Linked DNA regions of Homo sapiens: region 2 is linked to region 1. The links are chromatin loops, found by intact Hi-C in ENCODE. Cell type or tissue: GM12878. All regions are shown on one strand. Each heading gives the region's core, and the rest is flanking DNA. Links, peaks and the distances in the headings are about the cores only. Region 1 overlaps TMEM192 (transmembrane protein 192). Region 2 has its middle 19 kb from the start of FAM218A.

The links. A loop is a pair of places that touch in the nucleus more often than their neighbours do. Peaks named below come from ENCODE experiments on the same cell type or tissue, not always from the same donor. Only the 100,000 strongest peaks of a DNase experiment are listed, where the experiment ranks them.
Region 2: a loop joins it to region 1, with 4 times the contacts of the local background. A loop is called at or near these places in 5 of 110 quality-filtered maps.

The regions. Positions count from the first base shown.
Region 1 is chr4:165,093,609-165,102,411 of GRCh38, forward strand. TMEM192 (transmembrane protein 192) reads right to left here. Exons shown (of 6, transcript NM_001100389.2): 3 at 7,020-7,284. Among named protein-coding and RNA genes, the nearest start is that of TMEM192, 15 kb to the right of the region's middle. In GM12878, for the core only: a CTCF peak has its summit at 3,391 (motif pointing left); no DNase peak of the experiment used is centred there.
Region 2 is chr4:164,933,640-164,942,442 of GRCh38, forward strand. It overlaps the pseudogene LOC391710. Among named protein-coding and RNA genes, the nearest start is that of FAM218A, 19 kb to the right of the region's middle. RefSeq lists enhancers at 2,044-2,173, 2,484-2,793, 2,834-2,883. In GM12878, for the core only: CTCF peaks have their summits at 4,136 (motif pointing right) and 4,475; DNase peaks (open chromatin) are centred at 4,151 and 4,452; H3K27ac peaks cover 1,201 bases.

The DNA of each region.
Region 1 (8,803 bases), core at 2,160-4,659:
ACCCTGTACAATATCTTAGTTCAGATGAAAGTCACTTCACCTCTGGGTTACCACACCAGCCTCCTTATCAGTTTTGTGCTAACCAAATACACTCTCCAGTTATACAGTTATACAGTAATAGTCTAATAATGGTGACTTTTTTTTGAAACAGTCTTACTCTGTTGCCCAGGCTGGTGAGATCTCAGCTCACTGCAACCTCTGCCTCCCCAGTTCAAGCAATTCTTGGCCTCCCTAGTAGCTGGAATTACAGGCACCCGCCACGCCACCATGCCCAGCTAATTTTTGTATTTGTTTTGTTTTGTTTTTTTGAGTCGGAGTTTTGCTCTTGTTGCCCAGTTGGGAGTGCAATGACATGATCTTGGCTGACTGTAACCTCCGCCTCCCAGGTTCAAGCGATTCTTCTGTCTCAGCCTCCTGAGTAGCTGGGATTACAGGCACCTGCCACCATGCCTGGCTAATTTTTTGTATTTTTAGTAGAGAGGGGGTTTCACCATGTTGGCCAGGCTGGTCTCGAACTCCTGACCTCAGGTGATCTGCCCGCCTTGGCCTCCCAAAGTGCTGGGATTACAGGCGTGAGCCACAGCACCTGGCCTAATTTTCGTATTTTTAATAGAGACAGGTTTTCACCATGTTGGCCAAGCTGGTCTGGAACTCCTGGCCTCAAGTGACCCGCCTGCCTTAGCCTCCCAAAGTGCTGGGATTACAGGTGTGAGCCACCATGCCCGGCCTAGTTTGGTGTTTTTTAAATGATTTTATAACCATAGACATAGTCTAAGTGCTTTTTGTTTTACATCACTCACCGTTTTAAAGATTCTAGGCTGGCGGTGGCTCCTGAGGTCGAAAGTTCAAGACCAGCCTGACCAACAGGGAGAAACCCCATCTCTACTAAAAAAACAAAATTAGACGGGTGGGGCGGTGCATGCCTGTAATCCCAGCTACTCGGGAGGCTGAGGCAGAAGAATCGCTTGAACCCGGGAGGCGGTGGCTGCAGTGAGCTGAGATCGTGCTATTGCACTCCAGCCTGGGTGACAGAGCGAGACTCTGTCTCAAAAAAAAAAAAGAAAAGGAAAAAAAGAACATTCTAGGCCAGGTGCAGTGGCTCACGCCTGTAATCCCAACATTTTGGGAGGTCAAGGCAGGTGGATCAGTCGAGGTCGGGAGTTCAAGTCCAGCCTGACCAACACGGTGAAACCCTGTCTCTACTAAAAATACAAAATTAGCTGGGCATGGTAGCGCACACCTGTAATCCCAGCTACTCAGGAGGCTGAGGCAGTAGTATCACTTGAACCCAGGAGGTGGAGGTTGCAGTGAGCCAAGATCGCACCACTGCTTTCCAGCCTGGGCAACAAGAGTGAAACTCAGTCTCAAAAAAAAAAAAAAGATTCTAAGGTTAATGCTTGCTATTCATTAAGAATATTTGGAAGAAATAAGTTCCTGTGGGCTGGGCGGTCCTGTAATGACCACAGGCTGAGAGCTACCATGCCTGGGCTCCAGTGTAGGATCTGATGCCTCCTAGAAACGAAACCCATGATCTCACCCAGACCTGGACTCCTACACTATAAGATGGGGGAAATAATGCTTATCACACAGGGTTCTGGTAGGAAGAAATGAACTAACAATGCCTAAGTAGACATGTAGTAAATGCCATATATCATTATTATTATTAAAACAAGAATTCTGATTTTCAATTCCAGGCACATGCTATGCAGCCCCTCCTCTAAACAAAACTCACAGGGGACTTGAAGTCAGATGCTATGCTACAGGAGAGACCCAGCTGCTCTGGCTTACCCCAGGGCACCAGGCCCAGACATCAGTGAGGACTCCAGCAGGCATTTCTACAAGTCAACTAAGACAGTCTCTGGCCCTCCCAAAGAATGTGGGCCATGAGAACTAGAGGTGAGCAGGAAGGACACAATCACTATGCCCTCGGGTCCTACAATTCCTGCCAGGAATTCCTTCCAGAATTTACCTTCAAGAGCAGTTTCCTTGAACTGCACTTTTGCATGTCCTCAGCCTCTGGCTTTACACTTTTAGGCCCCAGAGAGACTGACTGGACCCACATGATGGGTTGAAAATTACTATTTTCAGTGAAGGACCAAGTTTTCATTTCAATGTGAAAAAAGCCCCAAATATGCAACTTGGCTATGTAACTAATAATACTTGATTTTTAAAAATTTTTTTTTAAAAATGGAGTCTCACTCTGTCACTCAGGCTGGAGTGCAGTGGCGCCATCTTCGCTCACTGCAACCTCCACCTCCCAGGTTCAAGCAATTCTCCTGCCTCAGCCTCCTGAGTAGCTGGGATTATAGGCGCCCACCACCACCCCAGTCATGCCCAGCTAATTTTTTTTTTTTTTTTTTGTATTTTTAGTACAGACAGGGTTTCACCATGTTGGCCAGGCCTGTCTTGGACTCCTGACATCAGGTGATCTGCCTGCCTCGACCTCCCAAAGTGCTGGTGTTACAGGCGTGAGCCACTGCACCTGGCCCAAATACATTTTGAACTCAAATATTATTAGGCCGGGCGCAGTGGCTCATGCCTGTAATGCCAGCACTATGGGAGGCCAAGGGGAGCGGATCACCTGAGGTTAGGAGTTCGAGACCAGCCTGGCCAACATGGTGAAGCCTCGTCTCTACTAAAAATATAAAAATTAGCTGTGTGTGGTGGTGCGTGCCTGTAGTCTAGCCTGGAGAGGCTGAGGCAGGAGAATCAGTTGAACCTGGGAGGCAGAGGTTGCAGTTAGCTGAGTTCATACCACTGCACTCCAGCCTGGACAACAGAGCAAGACTCTCAAAAAAAAAATTATATATATATATATGTATTTGGATCTAAGGAAGGAGAACAGATTAATCAGGTAAATATTTTCACTTGGTAGGAAAGCAAAGCCCTTTCTCCCATCTCCACCCAAAGGTAAATAATTTTTTTTCTTCTCTGGAAAATAACAAAATATATCAGGCTGAAGTTAATATTATCAGTACTGTTATCTGTAAGTCCTACATCCTACATCTCCATAGATTTATCTTTTTTTTTTTTTGCAAATAAGAAAAAATATTTTAAAAAATAGAAATAAGGTAAGTACCTGCTCCATTCCGTTTGATTTTCTGGGTTTTCACATGAGCCACATAAACGTGATATCACCTGTGATTCTAAAGGTCCAAGTGTTCAGAAATAGATTATGATTACGGCTCACATGTTTAACAAAAATTTGAAAGGCAGATTTTGGAAAGGTAAAGATCAAATAATCTCCTTGTGAGCTTCCAAAATACTATTTCCAGACCATCACTTGAGAAACTGAGTATTATTTTGGTCACAGATCATATAAGATCTTTTGTAGTTTAAAATTAAGTTTTTTCTTTTTTTTTAATCTTTGTGTTACCCTGACATCTTCTGGCCAAAAGAGAGAGCTGCACATCAACAGTTGAACATTCTCAAGCTCATTCTCACAAGAGGCAGGGAGCAATAAATGCTTCCCCTTCAAGAGCAGTCAGGATCACCCAACTCTATAAACTGCTTCACGCTGATATAGCATAGCCCTTCAGCTTCCACTGAGAATTTCACTGAGTAGATGAACTTGCAGCATGCCCTTTAAGAAAATGCACTAACAGGCCGGGCGCGGTGGCTCATGCCTGTAATCCCAGCACTTTGGGAGGCCGAGGCCGGCGGATCACAAGGTCAGGAGATCGAGACCATCCTGGCTAACACGGTGAAACCCCGTCTCTACTAAAAATACAAAAAATTAGCCAGGCGTGGTGGCGGGCGAATGCAGTCCCAGCTACTCGGGAGGCTGAGGCAGGAGAATGGCCTGAACCCGGGAGGCGGAGCTTGCAGTGAGCCGAGATAGCGCCACTGCACTCCAGCCTGGGTGACAGAGCGAGACTCCATCTCAAAAAAAAAAAAAAAAAGAAAAAAGAAAATGCACTAACAGAACAGAAGAAAAATAAAAGTTAAATTCTGTGGAGCCTTTTTTTTTTTTTTTTGGAGAAAAAAATCTCTAATTTGATCCAATTTTTTTTTCTTTTTTTATAGAGGGGGGTGTCACTCTTTCACCTAGGCTGGAGTGTGGTGCATAATCATAGCTCACTGCAGCCTCAAACTCCTGGGCTCAAGTGGATCCTCCCACCTCAGCCTCCCAAGTAGCTAGGACTACAGGCACAGGCTACCACACATGACTAATTTATTTATTTTATTTTATTTTACTTATTTATTTATTTATTTTGAAATAGAGATTTATTTATTTATTTAGAGATCGAGTCTCACTCTGTCACCCAGGTTGGAGTGGCACGATCTCAGCTTACTGCAATCTTGATCTCCCGGGTTCAAGCGATTCTCAGCCTCCTGAGTAGCTGGAATTACAGCCACCTGCCATCACACCCAGCTAATTTTTGTATTTTTAGTAGAGATGGGGTTTCATCATGTTGACCAGGCTGGTCTCAAACTCCTGACCTCAAGTGATCCTCCCGCCTCAGCCTACCAAAGTGCTGAGATGCTAGCATTACAGGCATGAGCCACCGTGCCCGGCCTTAATTTTTTTTTTAGACAGAGTTTCGCTCTTGTCACCCAGGCTGCAGTGCAATGGTATGATTGCAGCTCACTGCAACCTCTGCCTCCCGGATTCAAGCAATTCTCCTGCCTCAGCCTCCCGAGTAGCTGGGATTACAGTTGCCCGCCACCACGTTCAGCTAATTTTTGTATTTTTAGTAGAGACAGGGTTTCACCATGTTGGCCAGGCTGGTCTCGAACTCCTGACCTCAGGGAATCTACCCGCCTCGGCCTCCCAAAGTGCTGGGATTATAGGCGTGAGCCACCACGCCCAGGAATTTCTTTTTTTTTTTAAAACTTAACTTGGTGCTCATTTGTTACAGCACTAAATTTCTCATTTTTGGTAGAGATGGGGGAACTCACTATGTTGCCCAGGCTGGTCTCGAACTCCTGGCCTCAAGCAATCCTCCTACCTTGGCCTCCCAAAGCTCTGTGATTATAGGCATGAGCCACCATGCCCAGCCTGGATTCAAAAAAAATTTTTTTTTCTTTTTCCTTCTTTTTCTTTTTCTCGCTGCCTCCTCCAAGTAGGAAGACTACATATGGATTCAAGTTTTTTTTTCTTTTGAGGCAGTGTTCCGCTCTTGTTGCCCAGGCTGGAGTGCAGCGGCATGACTTCGGCTCACTGTAACCTCTGCCTCCCAGGTTCAAGCGATTCTCCTGCCTCAGCCTCCCAAGTAGCTGGGACTACAGGCGCGTGCCACCACACCCGGCTAATTTTCGTTTGTATTTTTAGTAGAGATGAGGTTTCACCATGTTGGCCAGGCTGGTCTCGAACTCCTGACGTCAGGTGATCCTTCCGCTTCGGCCTCCCAAAGTGCTGGGATTACAGGCATGAGCCACCGAGCCTGGCCTGGATTCAAAAATTTTTAAGATTTATTCTGGACTCAAATTGAAAAACAGGATCTTTTTAAAAGGTAGAAACTAAGTTATTTACTACAACTTTTTTTCTTTCTTTTTTTTTTTTTTTTTTTTGAGATGGGGTCTCACTCTGTCACCCAGGCTGGAGTCTGGAGTGCAGTGGCATGATCTCGGCTCAAGCAATTCTCCCACCTCAGCTTCCAGAGTAGCTGGGACCACAGGGGCACACCACCACACTTGGCTAATTTTTGTGTTTTTAGTAGAGAGGGGTTTCTCCATGTTGCCCAGGCTGGTCTCAAACTCCTGACCTCAAGGGATCTGCCCACCTCAGCCTCCCAAAGTGCTGGGATTACAGGCATGAGCTACTGTGCCCGGCCATTTACTATAACTTAATGCCAAATTTACCTAAAGAAGTTCAATTTAATTCCATTAAATCTTTAAAATGTCTGCAACGATAAAGAAAAGCAAGTACTCATGCATTCTAAGTCTCATGTGGACCTTCTGATCTTGCCTTCATAAATTAGGACCTGTGTGTTTTCCAAGTTTTCTGTTTGATATAATGCATCTCACTGCCTAACAGTCCTCTATCCTAGGAACTAACCATTACTGTCTCCTACTGCAAGAAAAGCACTGAGCTTCATTTTTAAAAAGTTCCCACCAGGACTGGCTCACACCTGTAATCCTAGAGCTTTGGGAGCCTGAGGCAGGAGGGTTGTTTGAGGCCAGGAGTTCCAGTGACCAACCTGGGCAACATGGTGAGAACCTGCTTCTACATAAAATGTTTAAAAAAATTAGCCGGGTGTGGTGGCATGCACCTGTAGTCTCAGCTACTCAGGAGGCTGAGGTGGGAGGATTGCTTAAGCCCAGGAATTCCAGGCTACAGTGAGCCATGAAGGCCCCACTGCCTTTCAGTCTTGGGTGACAGAGCAAGGCCCTGCCTCAGAGAAAATAAAATAAAATTTAAAAATTCCCTCTCCCTATCCTCAGAAATGTCAAATAGCAACAGCATTTCTATCTTTATGAGATGAGTAAACCACCTGGTAACAAAAGAGGGTATAATTCCACACTTCACACATGCTATGAGGACACCATGTTCATAACAAATAACAGATTTCAAATGAAAATTAAGGCTATATATTTCATAATAAAAGTTCTTTTTTTTTTTTTTTTGAGATGGAGTCTCGCTGTGTTGCCAGGCTGGAGTGCAGTGGCACAGTCTCAGCTCACTGCAACCTCTGACTCCCTGGTTCAAGCAATTCTCCTGCCTCAGCCTCCTGAGTAGCTGGGATTACAGGCATGCACCACCACGCCCAGCTAATTTTTGTATTTTTAGTAGAGACGGGGTTTCACCATGTTGGCCAGGATGGTCTCGATCTCCTGACCTCGTGATCTGCCCACCTCAGCATTCCAAAGTGCTGGGATTATAGGCGTGAGCCACCGCACCCGGCCAAGAAAAGCTTTAAGACATTAAGGTGATCCAAATTTTAGTGGTCAGAACACACATCAACCTTACAAAAATGAGAGAATATATTTGATTCTAAAATCAAACTTCATATATTCTTTCTGCTGTCATTTTTGTCCCTCAAGCACCCAAGTAGCTGAGAGAAAATTGGACATACCAGAGGACTGTATCATCAACGCAAGTCTCTTGAGATGCCTTGTTGATCGGTAGATCAAGTTATAGCCTCGGTTTCTGATTTTGCTGTGGTGATACTGGATGTAGCATTCAAGGAGTAAATGGAGAATCCACAAAATAACTTTCCCAAGGATTATAACCGTCTGAACTTTCAATGGGTTTGTGTAATTTCCTGGGCACTTGTCCTCATTTGGATTAGGATAAGAACAAAGCACACCTGTTAAAAATGCTAAAACAACAAACACGAGCTGGGGGAAAGGAGAGCAGAAAGATTAATATTCAATATTTGTAATTAGGAAGCAATAACTACCATCCCAGCATACATTCTTTTTTTTTTTTTTTTTTTTTCTGAGACAGAGTCTCACTCTGTCGCCCAGGCTGGAGTGCAGTGGCGCAATCTCGGCTTACTGCAAGCTCCACCTCCCGGGTTCACGCCATTCTCCTGCCTCAGCCTCCCGAGTAGCTGGGACTACAGGCACCCGCCACCACGCCTGGCTAACTTTTTGCATTTTTAGTAGAGACGGGGTTTCACCATGTTAGCCAGGATGATATCGATCTCCTGACCTCATGATCCACCCACCTCAGCCTCCCAAAGTGCTGGAATTACAGGTGTGAGCCACCGCACCCGGCTTCCCAGCATACATTCTTATACCTACAGCTTCCCCTGTCCTATTTTTATAAATGAGTTTTTAAATGTATTTTCGTTTTGTTTTGTTTAAATGTATTTTTGTTTTCTGTGTGAGATACGGTCTTGCCCTGTTGCCCAGGCTGGAGTGCAGTGGTGCCATCTCTGCTCACTGCAGCCTCAACCTCCTGGGCTCAAGCGATCCTCCTACCTCAGTCTCTGGAGTAGCTGGAACTACAGGCCTGTGCCACCATGCCTGGCCAATTTTAAGAAGTTTTTATAGAGACAGGTTCTTGCTATGGCACCCAGGCTGGTACAGAGTATGTTACACAAAAAGTAAAAGGAAAGAAGAAAAAGAGGTCACCATCTGGAAACCACAAGGCCACCCCTGCACATGGTGGTACCAAGAAGAAAGCGCTTCAGCTGGGATCTGGGGATCAGGAAGCCATGGTGGAGCCATACCACAGCTACTAGTTCCCTCAAGGAAAGGGGATACCACCTCTCTCCCCAGTGATTCAGTTCTGAACTCAAGTCTCCCACAGTGCACTTCACTGGAGAGGAATCCCAGCTGCAGGGGAAGCCAGGAAATGTGCTGAGGGATACGGTCCCTGCAGACAGGCAAACCTATCAGTAGGAGGCTGAGCAGAGGCTGAGCAAGTCAATCAACTCCATTCACAGTCCTCGTAAATACTCAAGGAGTGGTGAGAATGAGCCCTCTTGATTTTTCACATTGCAGCAGAGAACAACTATAACCCCTAGTGCTTCCAACTGCAATCGTCGAAAGGGAGGAACTGATTAAACAGACTGGCAGTGGAGTCACCACCAGTGAGGCCTGCGATAAGACCTTTTGCACATGTGTTTTTATAAACTCCAGATAGTTGTAATTTTGTCATCATACAAAAATTGTACATATTATTCCACTGCAACTTGATTTGTCTGCTAAACATTATTCCCTAGGTATAAGTAAATTGATAAATTCCTGTGTCAACATATGTAGACTTTTCTGCATCTTTTTTGTAACTGAAAAAGTAATACAAGCACATGGTTAAAAAATCAAGTAGTATTCAAAAGTAAACAGTAAATTATATTAGTGTCTCTTCCACCAAGACCCTCAGTCCTCATTTCAGAGGCAACTAGGTCTG
Region 2 (8,803 bases), core at 3,037-5,536, 160 kb before region 1:
CTCCCGGGTTCAAGCCATTCTTCTGCCTCTGCTTCCGGAGTAGCTGAGATTACAGGCGCCCGGCACCACGCCCAGCTAATTTTTGTATTTTTAGTAGAGACGCGGTTTCACCGTGTTGGCCAGGCTGGTCTCGAACTCCCGACCTCAGGTGATCTGCCCACCTTGGCCTCCCAAAGTGCTGGGATTACAAGCATGAGCTACCGAGCCTGGCGGGCTGGGTTTTTTAATTTCATATATTTTTTTGGACTCAGGATGTTGCTCTGTCACCGTGTAGTGCAGTGGGCAGTCATGGTTCACTGTAACCTGGAACGCCTGAGCTCAAGGGATCCTCCAGCCTCAACCTTCCAAATAGCCAGGATTGCAGGCACACGTCACCATGCCCAGCTAATTTTTTCAAATTACCATGATTGGTGGGTAGAGATGCATAACATTCCTTTGAGGCAAAGGGAAAGCATGGCCAGGAAGCTGTCGAAATAAGCCTGAAAAAACCTAGTCAAATCTGTAGCAGCCAGTTATTTACCATTTCCTGATTGGATGGAGTAAGTCATGTCAATAACATTGGGAGAGATCATCCCATTAAAGCTGTCATCAGTTCCCTCTGAGATGTCATACTTCTTTCAAAGTATAAGAACACACAAAATTGGGGTTGAACCCAGAAACGGTGAGATAATCACGCCTAGGTCTTGCATCATGGGTTTCAAATCTTGAGTATCTATTTTAACTAATATTTAATCATATTATCTTTTCTCACTGGGGTCAGGAACATCCATGGATCCCATTTTGTAAAGCTAATTTGAAAATGCAGAAGACGTAATTTAATTTTGTATTTATTACTTATTGTATTTCTCTTTTCTCTTTAATATTTCATCCCAGTGTGTGTTCTCACCCTGGAAAATTTAGGGAAGCCAGTGATTCTCATAGTTAAGGTAAAGAATACCTCTTTGCCTCCATTTTATGTTCAGTAACATCACTAAGGTAATAGAGGATTCTTCATTTAAAATCAGAGGGATCCCTGGTAAACTAATTAGAGGGAAATAATAAAGTCTATAAAGGTTTTCCAATGATGCATTTCAACAGATGCTTAGGTTCAATCATCATCTAGGTTACAGAGACAGAAAAGTCAACCAGTACCTTTTAATCTTTTGTGTTGTTTAGATTCTTTTGGTAAATTTTGCATTTTCAACTTGAAATTGCAAATTAGGAAGCTTCCTCCAGTTTTTTTGTTTTGTTTTGTTTTGGTGCTTTTTTTTTTGTCCTCTCCTTGAATCTAGAATTTGGTGTTATTTTTCTTTCTCTTTCTTCCCCATCTCCCTGACTTTTCATGTCTATTGTTTTTTATTCTTTTTTTTTTTTGGTAAACGTGCAATATACTTTAGGGGCTGTTCCTTTTCATGTTATTATGTTTTGAAGTTTCTGACTCCAGAAAACCTTCTATTAGTACCATCACAGTTCTATGGGCACTGGAGGGTTACAGAGTTTAGGAACCCTGGTTGTAAGTTTGGTTGAAATTGACCACTTCGGTGAGCCACAGGGGTCACTGGTTTCTCCCCATAATTCTTTTTCTTTTTCTTTTTCTTTTCTTTCTTTCTCTTTTTTTTTTTTTTTTTTTTTTGAAACAAAGTCACATTATGTTGCCCAGGCTGTTGTCAAGCTCCTGAGCTCAAGCGATCATTACAGGTGTGAGATACTGTTCCCAGCTATCTCCCTATAATTCTGAAGATCAGAATCTTTGTTGTAACAAAGGCCTAGACAGCAGCAGAAAGCAAAGATATTTCTAGGGTCCTAATTAGCCATCTGCTCTTATGAGTGTGAGCCTCAATAGCTATTGTTTAAATGTTTGTCTCCACAAACCTCTTGTATTATAAACAATCACCCATGTGATTCCACTGAGAGGTGGAACCTAATGAGAGGGGTTTAGGTCTCAAGGGCTCCCCCTCATGGATTCATGCCATGCTAAAAAAGAGCTTTCCAGGGTATATACACCCACTCTGCTCTCTTTTTCTTTTCTTTGAGATGGAGTCTTGCTCTGTCACCCAGGCTGGAGTGCAATGACACAATCTTGGCTCTGCCATCTCTGCCTCTGGAGTTCAAATGATCCTCCCACTTCAGCCTCCCGAGTAGGTGAGACTACAGCTGCATGCCATCATGCCCAGCTAAGTTTTGTACTTTTAGTCGAGATAGGGTTTTGCTGTAGCAGGACGAGCCACAGACAAAACCTCTCAGACACCGAGTTGTAGAAGGAAGGGCTTTATTCAGCTGGGAGCATCAGCAAGCTACTGCCTTAAAATCCGAGCTCCCCAAATGCCCAATTTCTATCCCTTTTAAGGGCTCACCACACTAAAGATTTCACATGAAAGGGTCGTGATTGATTTGAGCAAGCAAGGCAGTACGTGACAGGGGCTGCATGCACCGGTGGTCAGAGAGAACCAGAACAGGGCAGGGAGTTTCACAACGTTCTTCTATACAATGTCTGGAATCTATAAATAACATCAGTTTCTAAGTTATGAGTTGATTTTTAACTACTGGGTTTAGGCCAGGCAGGCCCAGGCCTGGTTTTGGGCCTGGCCTCGGGTTGCCTGTCTTTGGTTTTACTTCCTTGTTGTTTTTTCTTAAAACAGGTACTGAGTATAAAACAATATAAAACAATATGAGAGGGTCTCTCTCTTCCCTAATTGCCATTTTGGCCAAGCTGGTCTTCAACTCCTGGCCTCAAGTGATCTGCCTGCCTAGGCCTCCCAAAGTGCTGAGATTACAGGCATGAGCCACTGCACTCAGCAGCTCCACCTCTGCTCTTTAGCCATGTCAGGAACAGCGTTTCTCCCTCCAGAGGCTGCAGCATTGAAGGCACCATCTTGGAAGCAGAGACCAGGCACTCACCTGACACCAAACCTGTCACTGCCTTGATCTTGAGCTTCCCAACTTCCAGAACGGTGAGAAATTAATTTCTCTTCTTTATAGATTACCAAATCTCAGGCATTCTCTCAAATCAGAACAAAATGGATTAACATAAGTAATTGTAATTTTCAACTAATGCTCAATCTCCAAATAGTGACTTCTTGCTTCACACAAGTGACCACCAAATGAGCCCGTATATGGCACAGGATACAATTTTTCCCCTATGTGCTCTATAGAACAGGCACCAGTTTGGAGGTGAGACACACGAACAATTGGTCACAAATTAGAGTTCCCCCTGAACTTACATCAGTCACAGCTTATGTTAGAATCTAGAAACACACCATGGAAAATTTAGGAAAGGCAGTGATTCTTATAGTTAAGATAAGGGATACCTCTTTTACCTTCATTTTATGATTAGTAATGTCACTAAGGTAATAGAGGGCTCTTCATTTAAAATCAGAGGGATCCCTGGTTACCTAATTGGAGGCAAAGGATTAAGTCTGCGAAGGTTTTCCAATTGATGCATTTCAACAGATGTTGAAGTTCAGTCACCATCCAGGTTACAGAAACAGAAAAGTCAATTAGCACCTTTTAAGCTTTTGTGTTGTACAGATTCTTTTGGTGAATTTTGCATATTCAACTGGTAATTGCAAATTAGGAATTTCTGTTGCAGTTTTTGTTGTTGTTCCTCTCCTTGAATCTGTGATTTGGTTTTATTTTTCTTTTTATTCCCTGTCTCTCTGACGTTCATGTCCATTGTTTTTTATTCTTTTTTTTTTTTTTTTGGAGACATTCAATACATTTTAGGGGTTATTCCTTTTAATGTGATTATGCTTTGACAATACATAATAATTTAACGTGATTATTGTCTAGGACAATACTGATTGTAACAGCTTGTGAAGAAGGTTCAATAGAGAAATAAGGCATAAACTTTTCTGTAAACTTATCAGTGGAATTATACACAGAGGATCTGTTTTTTAAATTATAAAAGACACAGCAATATGTCTGGACGGAGATGCACCACTCAAGGAGACAGTAAAAGGGACCTGAGTCCATGTTCCTATACTTAACTAACAAAATATTATCTAAATTACTGACCTAGGTCAGAGAATTCTCTCAAAGAGTCTCAGCCAAACTCAGTAAAAGCAGCACAAAGCAGCTGAGCTGAAAGTGCAGGCTCATCATGTGGCACAGAGCCAGTGAGCAAAGCAAAGCTAGAACAGCAATTCCCTGAAGGTGGCAGCCAACATCTGGATAATCCTGCTCACAATGGCCTTTGAAGGGGTCAGTTTGCATAGATAGTTTGCATTGAAGGGGTCAGTTTGCACCCTCCCTGACAACTGGTTCAGTGTTGAGACTGCTGATGCCACACAATCCAAGATTGTATGAAATGGACTCCTACTCCTGTAATGAGGTTTATGAGGAGAGAAGGGTGTCTACAGAGTTGATGCAAAAGTGACTTGAGAAAGCAGGGAAAGGAGACTGGTTTGGGGTTGTGATGGTGGTCATGGGTGGGGCTGCTGAAAGGGTCCTGCACTACCAGAGGCTTGCTAGGTCTGAACCTCCCACCTACACCAACAGAGGGAGCACCCAGGCTTTCTCATCAGCTTGTCCAGGGAGGGCAGAAGGGAAGAGAGAAGAGTGAGTCCCCCAATAATATCAGCAGTCAAACATAAACATGGAATCAGAACTTTTATTACAAATGCCCTCCAAGAACACAGGAAGAAAATATAGCTACATACAAAGGGTGCTCTAAGTAGTTCATCATTGGTCTATGACAATGTGATTGTAACAGCTTGTGAAGAAGGTGCAATAGAGAAATAAGGCATAAGCTTTTCTGTAAACTTACCAGTGAAAGTATACACATATGATCTGGTATTTAAATTATAAAAGGAAACTTCTCCCAACTCATAGTCCAGAAAAATGCCAACTTGCAGGACTTCTGTGTTCCTTGTACTGCATGAACTACGGAATGGCTGAATTTGCCAGCACCCCATCTGTGGAGTTGGTGATGTAAGACCATCTCTGGGAAACATTTCTTTACACACACCAAGGAACCATGTACCTTTGCTCTCACTTCTACTTGCCAAAAGTGTCTCCCAGCATCAAATCCCTCACAGCTTCAGACAGCTGGGTAAAAACTAAATGACTGAAGATTATCAGTAAAGTGTGGGTTCATCATTCTAAATATCACACTTTCTGTCTCTTGAGATAATAAGACTAGGGTGGGCTGTTTCTGGATCTAGTGTCAAATCTTCCTGAAATGGGCTCATCATTTTTTTCAGGCCAAAATAAGGTGGAGAGAGACTCAAACTCTCCTTCCTTGATTCCTATGAGAAGACTGCAGGGGTTTTCAGGTGGTCATATGTGTTGTAGCTGTTCTCAATACCTGTCAGCATATCCAGGTCTGCCTGAAAACTCTTCTCTGTTACTTCATTTAAGAGATTCTGTAGGCTGGGCGCGGTGGCTCACGCCTGTAATCCAAGCACTTTGGGAGGCAGAGGCGGGCAGATCATGAGGTCAGGAGATCGAGACCAGCCTGGCTAACACAGTGAAACCCCGTCTCTACTAAAAATACCAAAAATTAGCCGGGCAGGGTGGCGGGCGCCTATAGTCCCAGCTACTCGGGAGGCTGAGGCAGGAGAATGGCGTGAACCCTGGAGGCGGAGCTTGCAGTGAGCCAAGATTGAGCCACTGCACTCCAGCCTGGGCGACATAGCGAGACTCCGTCTCAAAAAAAAAAAAAAAAAAAAAAACAGATTCTGTAGTGTGGATAAGTGGCCTGAAATTTGTCTTTGGTTTTCAGTGAGTTTTTCTTTAGCATCCTTCTCTTCAATAAGTAGCCTGGCATGAATTACAGCTCGTTCCTTTACCAAGAAAGACTTAATTTCTTTAAATTCAAATTGTAATTCCTTCCTCCATGTTGCCATCTTCCTTTTCACATTAAGTGATCTCAAAATTGGGACTTCACACCGCATCTTGGCATGTTCAGTTTCCTTCTTTAGTGGCTTAATGTAGCTTTTGAGCTTCCTTCTGTGTGTAGCTGCAGCTTGCTCAATGGGCAACAAGGGATGATCCTGATGGTCAGAGGAGACCTTGCACTGGGGACACAATAGCTCCAGGTCCTTCTCACAGAGCAGGACTAGACCCTGACTGTGCTTCTCACAGAGGGGCTCCTCTTCCTGCCATTCCCTCTTGCTCGTCACGGTGAGAAGCTGCTGAACCATATCAGTCATGTGGCGCAACTGGGTGTTTGCTCCTGAGGTTCTCATCAGGGCAGTGACGGAGGCAGACAGGACAGGGGAGGACATCCTGTAAGTCTTCCCAGCACTGGTGGATGCAGGAGCGACAGAAGTTGTGCCCACAGTGAGTGGTGACTGGGTCCTTCATGTAATCCAGGCACATGGGGCAGCTGGCCTCTGCTTGGAGCTCAGCCAGAGAGGCTGCAAAGGCCATGGTGCAGGGAGGGATCTGTGTGGGGAGACTCCCTGCAGAAGGTGTGATTCTCCAGGAAGGAGGGAAAGTGAGAAGCTGGTGCCTCCTCAGCGTTCTGTCTCCTGCAAGCACTTCACAAGCTTGTGTCTGCTTCTTTCCCTTTGGCTCCAGAAGCAGCTCCAGGGGGAGGCAGGTCCCAGGGCACTGGCTGATCCCGTGACCCTGGATCCTCCTTTACTCAAATTCAAGCTACGCTCTTTTGTCGTGTTTCTCAGGAAGGGCCACAATTACAAGAGGTGATGGGAACTAATGACCATGTAAAATACTCCAGACTGTGAGACTTTCAACAGAACAGTAAGGCAGTTTCTTCAACTACAAAAGGAGAAAAAAGAATAAGATACTAAAGCACTGAAGAGCATGTATATCAATGAAAATAACTGCCTAATAATTTTCCTTACTTCTACATAAACACTTCTAAAAATAAAGTCCATTGAACTAGAAGAAATCTCATAAGTATTCACTAGTTATGATTTCTGATAATGATATTATGAGCTTACTATTTAAAAGAGGCTCTATATTTTAGACATTCATAGTGCAGTATTTACCCATAAGATTATATGTGATCCTGTGTTTGCTTCAAAGTATTGCAAAGTATAGGGATAAGGATATAAATCTGTAAGTGGATACACAGGGTTTGTTGTACTAATTTTGCTACTATTCTATACACTTTAGATGTTCTCAAGTAGAAAACATTATTGAAAAGGCTGACAGCCTGGACAACATGGTGACATGCTATCTCTATGAAAATAATGCAAAAAGTAGCCAGGCATAGTGGCACACACCTGTGGTCCAAGCTACTGGGGAGGCTCTGGTAGGAGGATCAATTGACCCTGTGAGGTTGAGGCAGAAATGAGCAGTTCGTGTGCCACTGGACTCTAGCCTAGGCAACAGAGCAAGATTCTGTCTAAAATGAAATGAAATGAAATAAAAAGCTGAGCCTTATTGTCTCTGTGTCACTGTCTTCAAGCCAGACCCTCTTCTCTCTTACTCTCTTTTCTGAGCCTCATCTTTCACTTCTGCTACATCTCAAAGCTCTAAAATCCCTTGTGGGCAGGGCATGGTGGCTCACGCCTCTAATGCCAGCACTTTGGCAGGCCGAGGTGAGTGGATCACCTGAAGTCAGAAGCTTGAGGCCAGCCTGGCCAACATGGTGAAACCCAGTCTACTAAAAATACAAAAATTAGCTGGACATGGTGGTGGGCGCCTGTAATCCCATCTACTTGGGAGGCTGAAGCAGGAGGATCGCTTGAACCCAGGAGGCCTACAGTAATCAAAATAGCACGGTACTGGTACCAAAACAGACATATAGACCAATGGAACAGGACAGAGACCTCAGAAATAATACCACAAATCTACAACCATCTGATCTTTGACAAACCTGACAAAAACAAGCAACGGGAAAAGGATCCTCTATTTAATAAATGGTGGCTGGGCACAGTGGCTCATGCCTGTAATCCCAGTACTTTGGGAGGCCAAGGTGGGTGGATCACCTGAGGTCAGGAGTTCGAGACCAGCCTGGCCAACACGGTGAAATTCCGTCTCTACTAAAAATACAAAAATTAGCCAGGCATGGGGGTGCGTGCCTGTAGTCCCAGGTACTTGGGAGGCTGAGGCAGGAGAATCGCTTGAAACTGGGAGATGAAGTTTGCAGTGAGCCGAGATCGTGCCACTGCACTCCAGTCTCAGCAACAAGAGTGAAACTCCATCTCAAAAATAAAAATAAAAATAAATGGTGCTGGGAAAACTGGCTAACCATATGCAGAAAACTGAAACTGGACCCCTTTCTTATACCTTATACAAAAATTAACTCAAGATGGGTTAAAGGCTTAAATGTGACACCCCAAACTATAAAAACCCTTAAAAAAAAAAAAAACCTAAGCAATAACATTCAGAACATAGGCACGGACAAAGACTTCATGACAAAAATGCCAAAAGCAATTGCAACAAAAGCCAAAATTGACAAATGGGATCTAATTAAACTAAAGAGCTTCTGCACAGAATAAACAACAACAACAAAAACTATTATCAGAGCGAACAGATGACCTACAGAATGGGAGAAAATTTCTGCAATCTACCCACTGACAAAGGTCTAATATCCAGAATCTATGAGGAACTTAAACAAATTTACAAGAAAAACACAACCCCATCAAAAATTGGGCGAAGAATATGAATAGACACTTCTCAAAAGAAGACATTTATGCCACCAACAAACATATGAAAAAAAGCTCAACATCACTGGTCATTAGAGAAATCCAAATCAAAACCACAATGAGATACCATCTCACACCAGTCAGAATGGCCCATTTAAAAAGAAATAATAGATGCTGGCAAGGCTATGGAGAAATAGGAATGCTTTTACACTGTTGGTTGGAATGTAAATTAGTTCAACCATTGTGGAAGACAGTGTAGACTA